2 separate regions of the Homo sapiens genome follow, and region 2 is linked to region 1. The links are chromatin loops, found by intact Hi-C in ENCODE. Cell type or tissue: endothelial cell of umbilical vein. All regions are shown on one strand.

Region 1 (2,500 bases):
GACCTGACCGTCCCCCAGCCTGACACCCGTAAATGGTCTGTGCTGAGGAGGATTAGTAAAAGAGGAAGGAACGCCTCTTTGCAGTTGAGACAAGAGGAAGGCATCTGTCTCCTGCCCGTACCCGGGCAATGGAATGTCTCGGTGTAAAACCCGACTGTATATTCCATCTACTGAGATAGGGGAAAACCGCCTTAGGGCTGGAGGTGGGACATGCAGGCAGCAATACTGCTCTTTAAGGCATTGAGATGTTTATGTGTATACATATCTAAAGCACAGCACTTACTTCTTTACCTTGTTTATGATGCAGAGACCTTTGTTCACGTGTTTACCTGCTGACCTTCTCTCCCCTATTATCCTATGACCCTGCCACCTCCCCCTCTCTGAGAAACACCCAATAATGATCAATAAATACTAAGGGAACTCAGAGGCCGGCAGGATCCTCCGTATACTGAACGCCGGTCCCCTGGGCCCCCTTTTTTCTTTCTCTATACTTTGTCTCTGTGTCTCTTTCTTTTCCAAGTCTCTCGTTCCACCTAACGAGAAAAGCCCACAGGTGTGGAGGGGCAACCCACCCCTTCAGACCCAATTTTTGAGAAGCAGCAATTCTGAACAGTGAAGACAGTGTTTTCAACAGAAAGTCCTAAGGGTTATTGTAGGGTCCAGCCCCACAGGGTCGGTGAGTTTTCTCCTCGTGTGCAGAGAGAGCGTAGAAATAAAGCACAAGACAAAGAGATAAAAGAAAAGATAGCTGGGCCCGGGGGACCACTACCACCAAGACGCGGAGACCGGTAGTGGCCCTGAATGCCAGGCTGCGCTGATATTTATTGGATACAAGACAAAGGGGCAGGATAAGGAGTGTGAGCCATTTCCAATGATAGGTAAGGCCACATGGGTCACGTGTCCACTGGACAGGGGGCCCTTCCCTGCCTGGCAGCCGAGGCAGAGAGAGAGAGAGGAGAAAGAGAGAAACAGCTTATACTATTATTTCTGCTTATCAGAGACTTTTAGTACTTTCACTAATTTGCTACTGCTAACTAAAAGGCAGAGCAAGGTGTACAAGATGGAACATGAAGGCAGACTAGGAGCGTGACCACTGAAGCACAGCCACAGCATCACAGGGAGACGGTTAGGCCTCCGGATAACTGCAGGCAGGCCTGCTTCCACAAGAGGTGGAGGAGTAGAGTCTTCTCTAAACTCCCCTGGGGAAAGGGAGACTCCCTTTCCCGGTCTGCTAAGTAGCGGGTGTTTTTCCTTGACACTGAGGCTACCACTAGACTACAGTTCACTTGGCAACAGGAGTCTTCCCAGACGCTGGCGTTACCGCTAGACCAAGGAGCCCTCTGGTGGCCCTGTCTGGGCATAACAGAAGGCTCGCACTCTTGTCTTCTGGTCACGTCTCACTATGTCCCCTCAGCTCCTATCTCTGTACGGCCTGGTTTTTCCTAGGTTATGATTATAGAGCGAGGATTATTATAATATTGGAATAAAGAGTAATTGCTACAAACTAATGATTAATGATATTCATATATAATCATATCTAAGATCTATATCTGGTATAACTATTCTTATTTTATATTTTATTATACTGGAACAGCTCACATCCTTGGTCTCTTGCCTTGGCACCTGGGTGGCTTGCTGCCCACAGGTTATGGCTATGTTTTTGTAGGATTTTATATGTGATTGCGAAACCATTTGACGTTATCTGGTGAAACTAGAGTTTAAAACCGACAGGGGAAAACTTTGCACAAGGATCTATCAAAAATGTTCCAAATGGTGGGCCACAGTGGCTCATGCCTATAGTCCCAGGCTGAAACAGAAAGGTCACTTGAGCTCAGGAGTTTGAGACCAGCCTGGGCAATATAGTGAACCCTCCTCTCTACAAAAAAAAAATTTTTTAATTGGCTGAGCATGGTGACACGCACCTGTAATCCCAGCTACTTGAAAGACTGAGGTGGGAGGATCGTTTGAGCCCAGTAGGTAAAGGCTGCAGAGAGCCATGATCACACCACTGCACTCCAGCCTGGGCAACAGAGACTCTGTCTCAAAAAAGAAAACAAAAAGCAGAGACAATATTGAGGGAAAGAAGCAGATCACACAGAAGACGTGCTAAGATTCCATTTATGGGAAGCTCAAAAACAGGAAAATTAAATAATTCATGATTAAAAGCACAAACGTAAGTGGGGAAACAATAAAGTCAACCAGTTTATCACAGGAGCAGGAGCTCTCTGACCTGAGAGGAGCAGGGAGGGACACACAGATGCTTTCTCTGGTCCCGGCACTTTTCCCTTTCATAACCTGCATCACAGTTGCAGAGGCTTTAACTTGATTCTTACTCTTTAAGAATGCATGGATATGTCTCTTAAACTATCTGCATGTATGATCCATTTTACATAAAAATTATTTTTAAAGTAAGTACTAAGGAAAGACAATGCAATGCATACGAGCAGTATTCACTACATGCCAAACCCAGACTAATTGCTGTGCAGGATGATCTCAATGA
Region 2 (2,500 bases), 81 kb before region 1:
TACAGGCAAGTAAGTGATTAGAATGCACATAATGTGCTAATGGCCAGAAAAACTTCATTTACTGAGACCAAATAAGTACAAGTCACTGAGATGAGGAAGTGGGTAGAGCAGATAAACATCCTGCTCACAATGAGCTCACCTTGTAGGTAGAGGAATGTCCACAGACATCAGTGAGTGTCATACAAGGCCAGCATGCTCTGCAACATGAGAATGTGCTGGTGCAATGGCATGAAAAGTCCACAGAAGAGAGGGCAATATGTTGGGCTAGAGAACAAGGTGAAACTTCATGGGCAGAGGCATTTCATCTGGCCAAAGATGAGGGCTTGGGAATGACTGATACCTAAGCAGATACACAGTGAATTGCATTACCCCCGAGAGCCCTCATCCTATCTGCATTGCAGAATTGGAAGACATAATAGAGCCAGGACACAGGCAATGAGGCAGGTGAAGTGTCTAGCCCATGTGACTGGGAACACAGTCATGCCATCAGCTAATCAGAGGTCGAAGTAGATGAGAAGGAGGGAGATCATCTCATGGGTCTGAGACACAATGAGTTTAAAGAGCCAAGGACATCCATGAAGAAACAGGCATTCTAAACTCAGGACCTAAAGCTCTCATTTTGAGAGCGCTTCACCTCATGGAAGGGGGCACAACGTCGGGCACGGATGAGATACCTGTGAACTCAGCGAGGAGTCAGTCAAGGGAAGGCTTCCAGGAGGAGGCGTGGACCTGCCTTCAAGCTGCAGGAAGAAGGAGTAATGGGTATTCAGAAAGGTAGGATGAGTAGCAGTCTCCTAGGAGAGAAATTGCTGAATTTTCAAAAGGAGATGATCAGATATATTCAAAGGAGCCCTTTACCCAGACAGGTATGTATAGACCAATGAGAAGCTGCAGCTGACTTATAGGGTCAGATTCATTGCAAAGACCCTAAACGTCTGCTAAGCCCTTCCCCAAGTCCTACATAGGTCGCGAAGTTCAGCTAGAGTTTCTCCTCCCATGGGAAATAATGAAGTGAAACACTTTAGGATTAACCTTCAGGAGTAATTTCTTCAGGTGCCCAGCACATGGAGACTGTTACTCAACTCTCCACAGGCAACCCAGGCATTCCCAATTCCTCTGGCCTTCTAGGGTCACCTTTTCCCAAACGGCTCAGGCACCCGTCACAAATAACAGAAAATTTAGCTCTTACTCCAACTGTTTGAGAAATAACTAGTATGTGATAAGAAGGAGATTTGAAGCCCACTGTGACTCTGAATTCCTTCCCTAATTGAATTCTCAAATCCCACTCACTGCTCCAGCTGATGTAATGCCTGGGTCACTGTATGCCCATCTGCACCCCCGCCCAGTCATTTCTTCCCCCAGCACTTCAGGGGAAAATTGTTTCTTACTCCATGACAACTTCCCTCACTCCCTGTCTCCCCCGACCATGTCCGGCAGGGGGCAGCATCACCTCTAGTTATCCATCGATGCATGGTCCTGAAGGAAAAAGTAATTCTCTTCCCTGGAAGAACCTCGCCATTCCTAACACAACCACCTGAAAATGCATCCAACTTTCAAAATAATGTTTTCTCCCTCCTTTAGTAAAATGTTTATATTTTTGAAAAGACTGGCGGGCGGATCACGAGGTCAGGAGATTGAGACCATCCTGGCCAACATGGTGAAACCCGGTGTCTACTAAAAATACAAAAATTAGCTGAGTGTGGTGGCACGTGCCTGTAATCCCAGCTACTCGGGCAGCTGAGGCAAGAGAATCGCTGGAACCCGGGAGGCGGAGATTGCAGCGAGCTGAGGTCGCGCCACTGCACTCCAGCCTGAGAGATAGAGCAAGACTCCGTCTCCAAAAACAAAAAAATAAAAACAAAAACAACAACAACAAAAAACTGCCCTCCTAACTCTTTTCCCAGGTGGCAGAAATACAGCACTTAGTTGGGGTACCTGCTTAAGCAGTTCTATATACTGCTTCCCCAACTATCGGCCCCATGCCACCCTCCAATTTAAAAACGCTAAGCCTCACATGCTAAATCAGAGTCATCGTTTTATAACACACCAGGATTGCTAGTAAATTCCTTGGAAATACAGGCTGTTAAATTAAGTTTAGCCTAAAGCCACATCCTTACATATTTTAAGTTCCACCTAACGGTTTATTTGTACATAGTAAACCGTAACCTAACCGGATGGGTACATTGTAACCCAGTCTTATACCAATCACAGAGTTTTAGTCAATCACAGACAGCCAACAGTGTTCAAATAGGCAAATTCCAGCTGTAAGCAGTCCAGCTGTTTCTGTACCTCACTTTTGGTTTCTATTTGTCACTTTCCTTTCTCTGTCCATCGATGTTTTCTGACCGTGTGGTGGCCCTGGAGTCCCTCTGAAACTAATCTGGTTCTGGGGACTGTCTGATCTGTGAATTGTTCTTTGCTGAATTAAACTCTGTTAAATTGAATTTGTTTTATTAAAGTTTTTCCTTTAATAAAGCAAATAACTAACAGCGAAGAAGTA

The links. Hi-C counts contacts between places; a loop is a spot of excess contacts. Peaks named below come from ENCODE experiments on the same cell type or tissue, not always from the same donor. Only the 100,000 strongest peaks of a DNase experiment are listed, where the experiment ranks them.
Region 2: a loop joins it to region 1, with 19 times the contacts of the local background. A loop is called at or near these places in 48 of 110 quality-filtered maps.

The regions. Positions count from the first base shown.
Region 1 is chr3:39,416,378-39,418,877 of GRCh38, reverse strand. No RefSeq gene overlaps it. Among named protein-coding and RNA genes, the nearest start is that of SNORA62, 6.6 kb to the right of the region's middle. In endothelial cell of umbilical vein, a CTCF peak has its summit at 1,339 (motif pointing left); no DNase peak of the experiment used is centred here.
Region 2 is chr3:39,497,707-39,500,206 of GRCh38, reverse strand. All of the region lies in intron 2 of MOBP (myelin associated oligodendrocyte basic protein), which reads right to left. Among named protein-coding and RNA genes, the nearest start is that of MOBP, 31 kb to the right of the region's middle. In endothelial cell of umbilical vein, a CTCF peak has its summit at 1,437 (motif pointing right); a DNase peak (open chromatin) is centred at 1,436; H3K27me3 peaks cover 237 bases.